Linked DNA regions of Homo sapiens: region 2 is linked to region 1. A link is a loop called in an ENCODE intact Hi-C map of the cell type or tissue named here. Cell type or tissue: heart left ventricle. All regions are shown on one strand.

Evidence for each region. A loop is a pair of places that touch in the nucleus more often than their neighbours do. Peaks named below come from ENCODE experiments on the same cell type or tissue, not always from the same donor. Only the 100,000 strongest peaks of a DNase experiment are listed, where the experiment ranks them.
Region 2: a loop joins it to region 1, with 4 times the contacts of the local background. A loop is called at or near these places in 6 of 110 quality-filtered maps.

What each region holds. Positions count from the first base shown.
Region 1 is chrX:41,451,088-41,459,087 of GRCh38, forward strand. The region is part of intron 2 of NYX (nyctalopin); the gene reads left to right. Among named protein-coding and RNA genes, the nearest start is that of NYX, 7.7 kb to the left of the region's middle. In heart left ventricle, no CTCF peak of the experiment used is centred here; no DNase peak of the experiment used is centred here; H3K27ac peaks cover 929 bases.
Region 2 is chrX:41,175,606-41,183,605 of GRCh38, forward strand. The region is part of intron 21 of USP9X (ubiquitin specific peptidase 9 X-linked); the gene reads left to right. Among named protein-coding and RNA genes, the nearest start is that of USP9X, 94 kb to the left of the region's middle. In heart left ventricle, a CTCF peak has its summit at 4,778 (motif pointing right); no DNase peak of the experiment used is centred here.

The DNA of each region.
Region 1 (8,000 bases):
CTCCCAAAGTGCTGGGATTAGAGGTGTGAGCCACAATGCCCAGCCAAGAATGGCTACAATTTAAAACACTGACAACACCAAATGTTGGTGAGAATGTGGAGTAACTGGAACTCCCATACATTGCTGCTGGGAATGTATAATGGTGCAACCATTTTGAAGAACTGTTTCTTAGAAAGTGAAATACATACTTATCATATAACTCAGCCATCCCACTCCTAGATAAATGAGAAACAAAAACACATGTCACAGCTTTAGTCACGATAGGCTGAAACTAGAAGCAATGCAAATGTCCATCAACAGGTGAGTGAATAAACAAATTGAGGCACCTCTATCCAGGGAAATACTGCTCAGCAATAGAAAGGAATGATCAACTGATATTCATGACCACATGGATGAACTTTACAGAAGGTTGTGCAAAATAAGCATTTGATTTCATTTCCTTTTGAGACAGAGTCTTGCTCTGTCGTCCAGGCTGGAGTGCAGTGGTGTGATCTTGGCTCACTGCAACCTCCGCCTCCCGGGTTCACGTGATTCTCGTGCCTCAGCCTCCTGAGTAGCTGGGATTACAGGTGCCCCCCACCATGCTCTGCTAATTTTTGTATTTTTAATAGGCATGGGGTTTTGTCATGTTGGCCAGGCTGTTTTCGAACTCCTGACCTCAGGTGATCCACCTGTCTCGGCCTCCCAAAGTGCTGGGATTGCATGCGTGAGCCACTGCACCCGACCTTGATTTCATTTCTGTAAAGTTCTAAAACAGGCAAAACTAATCTATAGTTCAGAAAGCAGGTCAGTGGTTGCCTGGAGCCAGGGGTGGGAAAAGGACTGAAGTCAAAGGAGCCTGAGGAAACTTTCTGGGTGGTAGAAATGTTTTAAGTCTTTTTGCTGTTGCTGTTGTTGTTGTTCTGAGACAGGGTCTTGCTCTGTTGCCCAGGCTGGAGTGTAGTGGTGCGATTATGGCTCACTGCAGCCTCAACCTCCTGGGCTCAAAGGATCCTCCCACCTCAGCTTCCCGAGTAGCTGGGACTAAATGTGCACCACCATGCCTGGCTAATTTTTGTTTTTTGTTGTAGAGATGGGGTTTCGCCATGTTGCCCTGGCTGGTCTTGAACTCGTGACCTCAAGCAATTCTCCTGCCTCGGCCTCCCAAAGTGCTGGGTGCCCAGCCAGAAATGTTCTAAGTCTTGATTGGGGTGGTGGTTACACAGGCATGTGTACATTTATTATACTTACTGAACTGCACGCTTAAAATGGGTACATTTTATTGTAAGTAAAGTATACCTTAATCAACTTGATTTAAAAGAAAAAATGAAGGCTGGAGGGAGAGAGTGGCTGTACCAGAAGCAGAAAAAATGCTTCACTGTCCACAGTCAGGCAGTGTGGTATATCAGGCAACATGTATGTGAGATTCATCAACGTTATTACGTGGATTAGAGTAGTTTTTCCTTTTGAATGCCTAGTAATATTCATTTGTACAGATTGACTGGTTAGTTTATCCATTCCCCTATTGTCGGGTGTTTGTTTCCAGTTTGAGGTGATTGTTTATATTTAGGCCCGGAGGCCTTTCTGGGGCCTTGCGTTCTTCTCCTTAGATGGGACAGATGTTCATCTTCAAGTTTCACCAGGCCTGCGAGGCTACCAGCACACCACCCCTCTGGAAACATTGACTTCTCCATCCCTTATGACTCACGTTAGCCAGCAAAACTGCAGCTCGAATCCTTTCTTTCCTGTCACAAAAGGTACCTGCATGGGGTGAAAACCAAGTTCTGGGGTCACAGGAGGCCAGAGGCCACAGCATGGTCTCCGCCTCCGCACTTCTGTTTCCTCCAGCCAGTCTTGTTTTGAAGATCCAGCATTGGGTTTTGGTCCGAGGAGCCACTTGGTAGCATTTGCCAAGAATGGAAGGAAAGTGATTTCTAGAGCCAAGGTAGCTAAATAGATTTTGCTGAAACCAGAAATTTGACCATGTTTTCCCTTGCTATTTTTGGTTTCATAAGGCTCAAGTTCTTTTAAAACAATGAGAATAAAGAAACATTCCAATCTCAGTCTGTGGTTGGAAACACCAAGTAGCTGTTCTCCTAGCAAACCTCAAGGTGGGAAAGCACATATTTGAAAAGCCGAGGGCTTAGGAAAGAGAAACTGCTCAGATGGTCTGCATTAGACCTCATTATGCGGGTGCCTGAGGCTGGCCATCCCTGCCTCCTTGCAGCTCGGGGGCTGGCCAGGACACCCGATAGGGACACACAAGCAGGGAGCCATTTCTGGTGTTTATTTTCCCAGATTCAGGGACGCCTTGTAAGATTTTTAAAAAACTGAAGGAAAATTCACACAAGATAAAATTAACCATTAACTATCTTATTTTCTTCTTCTTCTTCTTTTTTTTTTTTTTGAGATAGAGTCTTGCTCTGTCGCCCAGGCTGGAGTGCAGTGGTACGATCTCTGCTCACTGCAACCTCCGCCTCCCAGGTTCAAGCTATTCTCATGCCTCAGCCTCCCGAGTAGCTGGGACTACAGGCATGCACCACCATGCCCAGCTAATTTTTATATTTTTAGTAGAGATGGGGTTTCACCATGTTGCCAAGGCTGGTCTTGAACCCCTGGACTCAAGCAATCTGCCTGCCTTGGCCTCTCAAAGTGTTGGGATTATAGGCGTGAGCCACCGTGCCAGGCCTTCATTCCTTTTTAAGGCCAAATAATATTCCGTTGTATAGTTATGCCACATTTGCTTATCCATCCATTGGCTGATGGACATTTGTTGTTTCTACCTTGGGCTGTTGTGAATAATGCTGCTGTGAACGTGCATGTGCAACTGTCTCTTTGAGACCTTGCTGTCAATTCCTTTAGGCATATGCCTAGGCATGGAATTGCTAGGTCATATACTAACTCTACATTACACTTTGTAACTCTTTATATCACACAGATGAATCCCATTTTTATAAAATTGGTGCATCTAGACCTTTGATTTTTGACTTTGGCTGCATATGGTAATCACCTGTGGAGCTTCAAACATACCAATGCCTGATCCCACCCCTGAAGATTCTGATGTAATTGATCTGATGTATGGCCTGGGCACTGTGAGTTTTCAAAGCTCCACAAGGTGATTCTAATGTTCAGCCCTGGAAATGAACCATCCTAGACTCCAGACTCCTCTTTACAGCCTATCCCTAGTAATAGCTTCAGTATTCTGACAACTGGTGTCTTGCTTTCCATTCTAGGGCAGATTTCCACATGGTCCCTTTTTTTTTTGAGATGGAGTCTCACTCTGTCGCTCAGGCTGGAGTGCAGTGGCGTGATCTCAGCTCACTGCAACCTCCGCCTCCCGGGTTCAAGCAATTCCTCTGCCTCAGCCTCCGGAGTAGTTGGGACTATAGGTGCATGCCACCATGCCTGAATAATTTTTTGTATTTTCAGTAGAGACGGGGTTCACCATATTGGCCAGGCTGGTCTTGAACTCCTTACCTTGTGATCCACCTGCCTCAGCCTCCCAAAGTGCTGGGATTACAGGTGTGAGCCACTGCGCCCGGCTGATCCTTTTTTTTTAAGATGGGCTCTCACTCTGTCACCTAGGCTGGAGCGCAGTGGCACAGGCACAGCTCACTGTAGCCTCGACCTCCTTGGCTCAAGCAATCCTCCCACCTCAGCCTTCCAAGTAGCTAGGAGTACAGGTGTGCATCACCACGCCTGGCTAATTTTTGTATTTTTTGTAGAGATGAGGTCTTGCCATGTTGCCCAGGCTCATCCTGAACTTCCGGGCTCAAGTGATCTTCCCACCTTGGCTTCCCAAAGTGCTGGGATCACAGGCATGAGCCACTGCACCTGGCCTCCACATGGTCTTTGAAGGATTTGTGCCTTAGTGAGGTTTAATCCTGTGACAAGAATGGTTCATAAGAGCCCACAACTAGCTTGGGCCAGTGTTTTCACAGCTGTGTCAAGCAACGAGACACATCTGTCCCCCATAACTGTCTACAAATTACAGATGAGGAAACTGAGAGACAGAGGTTGTCTGAGGTTTTTGTTTTTTTGTTTTTTTTTTTCTTTTGAGACAGAGTCTCACTCTGTTGCCCAGGCTGGAGTAAAGTGTTGCAATCTCGGCTCACTACAACCTCCGCCTCCTGGATTCAAGTGATTCTCCTGCCTCAGCCTCCTGAGTAGCTGGGATTACAGGCGCCCACCACCATGCCCGGCTAATTTTTTGTGTTTTTAGTGGAGACAGGGTTTCACCGTGTTGGTCAGGCTGGTCTCGAACTCCTGACCTCAGGTGATCTGCCTGCCTCGGCCTCCCAAAGTGCTGGGATTACAGGCATGAGTCACTGCGCCCAGCCTGAGGATTTTTTTTTTTTTTAAAGCAGTATGACAGAACAGGGATGAGAGTGTCCTCAGAGTTTATGAGAGAACTAGGTCAAGAGGCTGTGCCCTCGGGGTGAGTATTTTAAGACCGAATGTTCTGGAAAGCCTTGCATGTGAATCCCGGGGTGATGACAGAGGCTGGCTGAGTAGGGACCTGTCATGAGCCCAGGGCAGTCCTGCTACATTTATTTCTCATCTTCCCCTCCCTACCTCAGACTGGGAAAAAAAAGCTCTGAAGCCTTTTTCCGATTTCCAGATGGATCCTTCCCCAAAATACCGGTGCAAGAAGAGAAATTGCTAAGCAACTGCCAAATGAGTTTCACCTTCTCTTTTCACAAACTGTAATCTTTATTTTTAATGTGGTAAATGTTTTTCTGGCCAAGGTATTCCCATGGAACCCAGCTCTGAATAGCCAAGGAGATTCGTTTTTGGAATGATCACTGCTGATTCTGGGAGAGGCTATTTTTTCATTTGGATTCAGCAAAACCAGGGATGTCCTAAACAGTGTTTGATTTGATGTTATGTATTTCCTGTCAGCGAATGGGGAGCAGTTTCCTTTTGGTTGAGGGGTGCTGCATGGTCCTGAATTTGAGTTGTTTTCTCTGCCAAGGTGAAGAGGTCACTGGCTGGGTGCGGTGGCTCATGCCTGTAATCCCAGCACTTTGGGAGGCTGAGGAGAGCGGATCACTTGACTAGGCGGTTCAAGACCAGCCTGATCAACATGGTGGAACCCCGTTTCTACTAAAAATACAAAAATTAGTTGGGCGTGATGGTGCGTGCCAGTAGTCCCAGCTACTTGGGAGACTAGGCAGGAGAATCGCTTGAACCCGGGAGGCAGAGGTTGCAGTGAGCTGAGATCCTGCCATTGCATCACGTGGTTCTTCAGGAAAAGGAGGAGAGGCCAGGAAGAGGGAGATGGTTCTAGAGAGATTAAGGGAGCCTGTCTGATTCAGGATATTGCTCAGGACTCTTGTTGCAAAGCATCTTCTCTAGGTCATTGAAGGCAAGAAGGAGTTTACTTAGGGACATTAGGTATTCTCAGGCTTCCTACTAGAGGCCACACTGCCCAGAGCAATGCCTAAACCAGGAAGTGCACAGCTCCAGCAAAAATCCTGTGGCCACTGCCATTGGTGGCCATACCTGGCAGCTCCAGGGAATCATGTTGGGTACTGGGTGCCAGAAATGCAAGCCTAAAAGCCTCTGCCATCATTCTGGCCAGACATTGGTTTCTGCCTGGTGCCTACTTCTGAATCCAAGTCTTACTGGGTGTTTGATTGACAAAGCTATGTCACATGCCTGAGCCCTAACTGTAAAGGGAGTTGAGAAAGAGAGTTTCCGGCTTCCATCTTGAGGAGGCAGGACGTATGATGTTGGAAATTCTCTAAATGTAGAAAGAGTGCTTAAAAGGTACTCAGGAGCCAGAACACATGCTATGGTCTGAATGTTTCTGACCCCCATTCCCCACCCAATTCATATATTGAACCCAACTCCCCAAGATGATGGTATTAGGAGGTGGCGCCTTTAGGAGGGGATTAGGTCCTGAGAGTGGAGCCCTCATGAATGGAATTAGTGCCCTCATAAAAGAGGCCTCAGAGGCCAGGTGTGGTGGTTCATGCCTGTAATCCCAGCACTTTGGGAGGCTGAGGCGGGTGGATCACCTGAGCTCAGGAGTTCACACCAGCATGGGCAACATGGTGAAACCCCATCTCTATTAAAAATACAAAATTACCTGGGCATGGTGGCGCATGCCTGTAATCCCAGCTACTCGGGAGGCTGAGGCAGGAGAATCGCTTGAACCCGGGAGGCGGAGGTTGCAGTGAGCCGAGATCGTGTCATTGCACTCCAGGCTTGGGCAACAAGAACGAAACTCCATCTCAAAAAAAAAAAAAAAAAAAGGCCTCAGAGAGCTCCCTTGCCCTTTCTACCACATGAGAACACAGTGAGAAGACAACTGTCTATGAACCAAGAAGTGGGCCCTTGGCAGACGCAGAATCTGCCTTGCTCTTGGATTTGCCAGCCTCCAGAACTGTGAGAAATCAATTTCTGTTGTTTGTAAGCCACCGAGTCTACGGTAGTGTGTTATGGCAGCCTGAACTGATTAAGACAATACACCAGCTTCTTCACCTTGCCCTTGGCTCCTGCTCCCCCATAACTTTGACCTGCACATGGCTTTGGTACAAACTCCAGCCCCAAAGCTAGACAGGTTGGTGCTCACATCACCTTACTGACTAGTTATTCACTGCCTATTCCATTTTCACGGAGAAAGAATGAATCTGATTAGCTCTGTTTAGGTCAAAGTGTTCAACTGCGGTGCAAACAGCTGTGGTTGGGAGGAGATGGCAGAGACACATGGGGCTCTGAGTAGGGTATTTTTTTCTTAGAGGCAGTGGCTGGCAACACCTGCTGTCAGACCGTGGAAAATGAAAGCTACAAGGGCTCTCAAAGACCAGGATGTGCAGTGTCTTAGTCTATTTCGTGCTGCTGTAACAATACTAGAGACTGGGCAATTTATAAAGAACAGATATTTATATCTTACATTTCTGGAGGTTGGGAAGTCCAGGATTGAGGGGCTCACATCAAGTAAAAGCCTTCCTGCGGCGCCATCCCATGGTGGAAGGTGGAAGTGTGAGAGAGCAAGATGGGGCTGAACCTGCTTTTATTACAAATCTACTTTTGCAATAATAACATTAATTCCTTCATGAGAGCAGAGGCCTCACGACCTAACCACCTCTTAAAGAGCCCACCTCTCAACACTACTGCAGTGGGGTTTAAGTCTCCAACACGTGAACTTAGGAGGACATATTCAAACCATAGTATGCAGTTTCTTCAGTTTACAGTTAAAGCAATGAAATCTCAGAAAGGCTAGGTGTGTGGGGTGGGAGATAGTACAGTATAGTGAAAAACAAACAAAGGTTGGCATCATTTAACCGTCCTGAACCTCAGTTTCCTCTTTCATGAGAAGAGAAGAATAATCCTTATCTTGCATGGCTGTCATATTAAATGGAATAATGTCTATGGCAAGCTTAGCCCTGAGCAAATTCTTTTTGAGACGGAGTCTCACTCTATTGCCCAGGCTGGAGTGCAGTTGTATGATCTTGGCTCACTGCAGCCTCTGCCACTCGGGTTCAAGTGATTCTCCTACCTCAGCCCCTCTCCCCCTGAGTAGCTGGGACTACAGGTGCGTGCCACCATGCCCAGCTAATTTTTGTATTTTTAGTAGAGATGGGGTTTCACCATGTTGGCCAGGCTGGTCTCAAACTCCTGACCTCAAGTGATCTACCCACCTCAGCCTCCCAAAGTGCTGGGATTACAGGCATGAGCCACCACACCCGGCCCTGAGCAAATTCTTATTAAAAGCTGGTTGTTGGCCAGGCGTAGTGGCTCACGCCTGTAATCCCAGCACTTTGGGAGACCAAAGTGGGCAGATCACTTAAGGTCAGGAGTTCGAGACCAGCCTGGCCAACATGGTGAAACCCCGCCTCTACCAAAAATACACAAAAAATTAGCCAGGTGTGGTGGCAGGTGCCTGTAGTCCCAGCTACTTGGGAGGCTGAGGCAGGAGAATCACTTGAACCCGGCAGGTGGAGGTTGCAGTGAGCTGAGATGGCGCCACTGCACTCCAGCCTGGGCAACAGAGCGAGACTCCGTCTCAAACA
Region 2 (8,000 bases), 280 kb before region 1:
GAGGCCTGTTTGATTTATTTTCCTGGAGAATGGTGTTTAGAAACCAAGATCTGGACATTTATTGCACTCATTGCTATCGATGTATTGTTGCTCCCTGGCTCTCTAAGCAGTTAGAGCTAAGGAATGTGTGTATGTGTATCCACATTTAAGTCTATTACTATATATATACACACACACACATGAATATATATATGTGTGTAAGTTTTTACAAAACCATGGGGTCACACGACTTCCTCCCATCCCAGCCTATCACAGTTTCATTCTAGTTTTCTCCCTTTCTATATTTGTAATTTTTTTTTTTTTTGAGACAGAGTCTCGCCCTGTCACCCAGGCTGGAGTGCAGTGGCGCAATCTCGGCTTACTGCAACCTCCGCCTCCCTGGTTCAAGGGATTCTCCTGCCTCAGCCTCCCAGTAGCTGGGATTACAGGCGTGAGCCACCATGCCTGGCCAAACTCTCTTTTCTGACAATGAAAAACCTGGCTTCTGTTATCCTCTCACTTATTTTCCTATTTAATCAGTTATCTCCAGACCCCCCACCCTTTCTTTGAACGCAGAAGGACTCTTGTCTCTGAATGTTGGGTCTCTACCCCAGGGACACTCCTCGCTCTGCTTGAGTTGAATCTTTATGCTGAGCTCTACCCACTTATTGGGCTCCCTCCTCCTCCTTCATGGTCTGTAATTCCCAACATAGGACTACCTTTAAAACTTGCACATAGTTTAATTAGAGCACTCATAAAATGATAATTAGTATCCTCAGAGATAATTTGGACAGTCCAGGCAGGTACTTCAGTGTGGCTGAAGGCTTCCTCAGGAGATAGTAAAAAGACACAAAACCAGTACAGAGGAAATGCTGACTTGACATTGCTGAGATACAGTGCAAAAGAGTGGAGCTCTGAGATAGATGGGCTACCATTAAGATAGGCACAGGGGGAAGTAGAACCTGCCAAGGTCCATGAAAGTCTAGTTTAGGATTGTATCTCACAAGATGAGCCCTTGATGCAAGTATTCACTTTAAATTTTCCTTTAAAAAGAAACAGGCTTCTGCTTACACATCTACCCAGCTGAGGGGGCTTTTTGCTTTGCTCATTTTAATTTTTTTGTTGAAGATTAACAGTTCTGTTGTTCTGGCTACTGTTGCCTGGAAGAAATCACACATGAACAAACTCACCTTCTGCATTATACTGACATCATTATATTTGCCAATTGATTGTGAGCTAATTGGGGTTATAGAAACGTGCTATAGCATAACAGACTGTAATTATTTCTCTCTAGGCTATTACTGATGGATATTATGTTTTCTTCTTTTTCCAGCATCATCTTTTACTGTCCTTGAGTTTTTTAACTAGCTTTTTATATTAAAATAATTTCAAACTGTTTACAAAGAATACAGTTGGCTCCCAAATTCAGTAATTAACAGTTTGCCGTAGTGATGGCAAAAGTTTCCTAACATTTGGAGAACAAGTTGTAGACAATCATCTTTTTCTTCCTAAATAGCTTAGTATATGTCTTCTAAAAACAAGAATGTTCTCACTTACATTAACATAGTATTATTCAAAATAAAAAAAATTTAGCATATACAGTAATATCATCTAATCTGCAGACCATTTTCATATTTTGACACTTTCCTCAGTATTGGACTTTATAACAATGTTTTCTGGTTGAGGATCTAAATCCAGGTTCATACATTGCATAATTATTCGGTATCTCTTTCAGTTGTCTTTAATCTGGAATAGTTCCTCAGTCTTTGTCTTTTGTGACTTTGTTTTTGAATGGCACATGTCAGTTGCGCTGAATATCTCTCATTGGGTCTTATCTGTTCTGATGATTATATGGAGGTTGTACATTTGACAGAGTACTACTTGTATGTTGATGTGTCTAAGAGCATCACATTGAGAGACACATGTCACTGTGTCTTTGGTGACATTAACCCAGATCACTTAGTTGATAGCTGCCAGGTTTCTCCTCTAAAGGAGAGAGATGCTTTGTGTAGAGAGATGCTTTGAGACTTCGTAACTATCTTTTTCCTCATCAAACATTTGTTTTATCATCTATTGTGATTGTTGCCTAAATGTTTTTACTATGATGGTTGCAAAATGGTAATTTTGTTTTAATTTTGTCATCCTTTCTACATTTATTAGTTGACATTCTATAAGGTAGTGCTTTGTTTTCTCGCCTTTATATTTGTCATATATGATCACTCTTATGGGTTTATTTTATTCATTGGGTTATAACCATTGTAATGGTTATTTATTTTGATGCTCAATTGTCCTAGATATGGTCAGTGGAAGCCCCTATAGGTTAGACCCAGACATACAACCTCAATTTTTTTAAGGTACTTTATTGTACTTTATTATTTTCTGGTATGAGAAGATGTTTCAAGCTTATCTATAGTATTTCCTCTGCCCCAGCTCTGGAATCTGCCATTCCAGAGTTTTTAGAAGGAAGGGTATTTAGAAATCAAAATCCGAGGTTTAAATCTTTTTTTTTTTTTTTTTTTTTTTTTTTTTTGAGACGGAGATTTTGCTCTGTTGCCCATGCTGGAGTAGTGCAGTGGCGTGATTTCGGCTCACTGCACCCTCTGCCTCCTGGGTTCAGGTGATTCTCCTGCCTCAGCCTCCCGAATAGCTGTGATTACAGGCACCTGCCCTCATGCCCGGCTAATTATTATATTTTTAGTAGAGACGAGGTTTCACCATGTTGGCCAGGCTGGTCTCGAACGCTTGACCTCAGGTGATCCACCCACCTCGGCCTACCAAAGTGCTAGGATTACAGGTGTGAACCACAGTGCCCCTGCCAAGTCATCCTTATTTCATTCTAATTGTGGTAAGGTGATACCTCATTGTGGTTTGGATTTGCATTTCCTTAATGATTAGTTATGTTGAGTGTGCTTTCATGTACATGTTGGCCATTTGGATGTCTTCTTTTGAGAAATATCTATTCAAGTCTTTTGCCCATTTTAAAAATCGGATTTTTTGCTGTTGAGTTCCTTATATATTCTGGATATTAACCCCTTGTCAGATGCATAGTTTGCAAATATTTTCTCCAATTCTGTAGATTTGTCTTTTTGTGGTCTTATTTCCTTTGTTGGGTAGAAGCTTTTTAGTTTAATGTAATTTCGTTTGTCTGTTTTTGTGTTTGTTGCCTGTGCTTTTGAAGTCTTAGCCAAAAAGTCCTTGCCCACACTAATGACATGAAACATTTCCCTTGTGTTTTCTTCTAGTAGTTTTATAGTTTCTGGTCTTACATTTAAGTTTTTAACCCATCTTGAGTTTATTTTTACATATGATGAATAATAGGGGTTTAGTTTCATTTTTCTGCATATGTATATTCTGTTTTTGCAACACCATTTTTATTCAAGAGATTGCCTTTTCCCCCAATGTGTGTTCTTGGCACCTTTGTTGAAAATCAGTTGTTTCTGATTATGTGGATTTATTTCTGGGTTCTCTATTCTGTTCAATTGATCTGTGTCTATTTTTGTGTCAATACCATGCTGTTTTGGTTACTATTGCTCTATAGTAAATTTTGAAGTCAAGTAGCTGATGCCTTCAGCTTTGTTCTTCTTACTCAAGATTGATTCGGCTATTTGGAGTCTTTTGTAGTTCCATATGAATTTTAGGAGTGTTTTTTGTATTTTTTTGTTTTACCTTGCAGATTCACCTCAAAGGATGTTTTTTCTATTTCTGTGAAGAATATAATTGGTATTTTAATAGAGATTGCATCAATCTGTAGATTGCTTTGGGTAATATGGACATTTTAACAATATTTGTTCTTCCAACCCATGAACATAGAATATTTTTCCATTTATTTGTGTCCTGTGTTCGTTCTTTCATCAGTTTTTTTTGTAGTGATCTTTCTCCTCCTTGCTTAAATTTATTCCTAGGCATCTTATATTTTTGTAGCTATTGTGAGATAACTTTCTTGATTTCTCTTTCAGATAGTTTGCTATTGGCAAATGGAAACACTACTTAGTTTTGTATATTGATTTTTGTATCCTGCAGTTAACTAACACAGGTTCACGCTTGTACCAGTCCAGCTTCCTAGTCATCTTCCATTCCGTATTTGTATCTCTACAGCAATGAGAAATCTGAAACCTGAGGGAGTTGGAAAGGCTTCTTAATCAGTCTTCAGCCTCTGTCTTTAGGCCTTCGAATCATTTGTGCCTTCCCAAGTGTTTGTTGTTTTCATACCCTTGGCTTTTCTCAGATTTAGTGGGGCATTAATTTATAGGCACCCTCTTCTCCTTGCCTTCACAACAACTAAACCAACTTCACAACTTCAGCTAAACCAACTATCTATCCCCATCTTCACTACACCGTCAGTAATTTGTTGACAGCTGTTTAATGTGTTGCTTCCCCTTCTGTTTTTATGTTCTTTTGAGTTTATGTATTTTTATATTCATTCATTCTCATTTTAGTGGGGTTTGGGGATGAAGTACTGATAAATATAGTGCAGTACACCATATTTAGTTGACATAATTTTTAAAGCTGTCTTCTGCTTTTATTACCTCCATTTTCTAAATTAAACACCTTGTTGGGCTTCTCATCTTGCTTTGCAATTATTATGGGACAGAAGCATTTCACATTAGATTCTTAGCTAAGGCTTCTCTCAAAAGATATATTTCATTCTTGTCTGTTACATCGTTTAGAATTTACATAGTTTCATTTGTTAGTATTTCAGTAATAGTCCTTGCAGTGCTTTACTGCAGATTCAACCTTCACAACATACTGTAAAAACACAAACCCACCACTGAATCCTTGATCTTGTGATTGGCGCTTAATGCCACCAGATGGCGAGCATGAGCTCTTGTCAGACAGTTAAGGCAAGAAACTTGAAGTGGGTGCTTTCTTCATGTTTTATATAATGAAACTAGAATACCTAAATTTGAAACAGCCAGCTTTTGAAAAAGCTGGTAATGGTTGTATTGCAGCAGAAAATCATAGGCTTTGGACTCAAATGGACTTGAGTTCCAATCCTGCTTCTAATTGCTACTCTATGGCGTTAAACATAAGTTTCATAGTTTATTAGAGCTTCCTTATCCTTAGAACTGGGATAATGATAACTTTTTTGTGTAATTGCAGGGATTAAATGAAACAATGTATGGAAAACCCCTAGCCTAGGGACTGGCACTTAGTATTCATTAAACATTAAACCACTCTCTGTCACTTCCTTTTCTTAGAGCTCCTGCTTCCTTTCTTATTTAAGAGTTTGTGTCTAAAACGTGGTAATACAATCTTTTGTAAAAGTCTGTTGTAAGCTCTTAGCACTGATAAACTCAACTTAAACCACACATCATCTCTATAAGGTATAGTTAATGACTAGGAAAAAAGCTAATGATTCTCTCTTTCCCCTCCATTTAAAATACATCCAAGAGTGCACAAATGCTAAATGATCACCCAAATGTTACACTTCTTTTCATTCTGAATCTTTGCCTGAAGCCAAGTGCCCATGTTATGATTTGCTGTTAAACTTAAAACTTCTGCAGTCCTCTCTATATGTAATACCATCTTTTGTAAAAGTCTGTTGTAAGCTCTTAGCACTGATAAACCACACAACATACCTATAAGGAAATTATTAATTTTATCTGTATTTTAAAGACGGAGAAACTGAAGCACAGAGAGATTGTTAATTCACCTGGGACACATAGCTTAAATGCTATTTCTCATTTCTTTTTTTTTTTTTTTTTTTTTAAAGAGAGAGGGCCTTACTCTGTGTCCCAGGCTAGAGTGCAGCAGCATGATCCTAGCTCACTGTAACCTCAAACTCCTGGCCTCAAGTGAGGCTCCTGCCTAAGAGTAGCTAGGACTACAGGTACACACCACCACACCTGACTTTTTTTTTTTTTTTTTTTTTTTTTTTTTGAGATACAGAGTCTCACACTGTCGCCCAGGCTGCAATGCAGTGGCGCAGTCTCTGCTTACTGCAGCCTGTGCCTTCTGGGTTCAAGTGATTCTCCTGCCTCAGCCTCCCGAGTAGCTGGGATTACAGATGGACGCCACCACGCCCAGCTAATTTTTGTATTTTTTGTAGAGATGGGGTTTCACCATGTTGGTCAGGCTAGTCTTGAACTCCTGACCTCAAGTGATCCGCCCACCTCCGCCTCCCTGAGTGCTGGGATTACAGGCATGAGCCACTGCGCCCGGCCCACACCTGGCTTATTTTGAAAATTTTTTTGTAGTGATGGGGGTCTTGCTGTGTTACGCAGGCTGGTTTTGACCTGGGCTCCAGTGATCCTCCCATCTTGGCTTCCCAAAGCTTAGGTATCTTTTCAAAAGGCTAGAAAGAAACCAAAATCGTCATAAACTCTGGATGACAAGATTATGACTGGCTTAAATTTTTCTGGCTTCCATTTTTTATAAAATGTAACATGATATAATCAGGGATGAATATGAGAGCTGGAATGGCCACTGAGTGTTAACTTTGATTCAGATCTCTCAAATGAGTAAACTATAATTCAAGACCATTAAATGATTTGCTTAGAATTCACTACTTCTGACCGGGTCACGCTGGTAATCCCAGCACTTCAGGAAGCCAAGGTGGGAGGATTGCTTGAGCCCCTGGAGTTTGAGATCAGCCTGGGCAACATGGCATAACTCTGTCTCTACAAAAAAATATGCAAAAATTAGCTGGGCATGGTGGCACATGCCTGTGGTTCCCAACTACTCAGAAGGCTGAGATGGGAGGATCACCTCAGCCCAGGGAGGTTGAGGCTGCAGTCCTCACGCCACTGCACTTCAGCCTGGGTGACAGAGTGAGACCCTGTCTCAAAGAAGAAAAAAAAATATCCACCACTTCCTTTTCTTGAGCTCTTCTTTTTTTTTTTTTCCTCCTACTCCCCTTTGCCTCCATCCTTCACTCAGAATATTTTTAAGCCAAGCAAGATACTATGAGATACAGTGGTTAAGCATATGAATTGGGTTGCTTTTAGGGAGTAATTTGACAATGTATGTCAAGTCTTTGGGCATTATGTTCAACTTCTTTATGCTTGCAGGGTTTTGCATGGTGAAAATTATAAAAATTCAGCTGCTAGGATCTTTGATGTTTAAAAAGGTGAGGGGAGGTAAAAACCTAAATGCCCAATAATAGGAATTAAACTGGTAAAATAATATTGTCATTTTAATAATCAGATAAAATGATATAGATGAATATTCAATGACACGAGAAGATATTTATAAATATTTTATTATAAAAACTATTTTAATTGGTTACATTATATGTCGCTATGCCTTCAGAGTAGAGAGAAGTGACAGTTTCAACACAAACTGAAAAATTTGTAAGATAATGGCTGCTATTTCTAGGCCTGTAAAAATTCATTTACCCAAAGAAAATCATAGTTTTTTTTTTTTTTTCTGGAGATGGAGTTTCGCTCTTGTTGCCCAGGCTGGAGTGCAGTGGCGCAACCTTGGCTCACTGCAACGTCCGCCTCCCAGGTTAAAGCAATTCTCCTGCCTCAGCGTCCCGAATAGCTGGGATTACAGGCGCATGCCACCACGCCCGGCTGGTTTTTGTATTTTTAGTAGAGATGGGGTTTCATCATGTTGGTCAGGCTGGTCTCGAACACCTGACCTCAGGTGATCTGCCTGCCTCAGCTTCCCAGAGTGCTGGGATTACAGGCGTGAGCCACTGCGCCCAGACCTATTTTTCTTTTCTTTAAAAGAAGCTTTTACTTAAAAAAAAAAAAAAAAATTATCAAGGTATTTTTTTAATCATAGGGCAGTTACCTTAGATCATCAAAATACTTTCCAAGGTTGATTGACTATTAATAAAGTTGGAATATTTGGTAGCTAATGCTTAATTGTATTTTGGGATTATCTTATTTTTCCCCCACTGTGTCTTTTCACCGTAATTTAAAATTATGTTTTAATATTATGACAAAAGGACAAAAGCTCTGCTTGCTTTGAGGTGAATGTACATAGGCACTTACCCTTTTTCGATGTTTGCTTTTTAGGGTTCATTTTCTTGGATATCACTACATTCCTTTCAGTGAAGCAAGCCAGTTAAT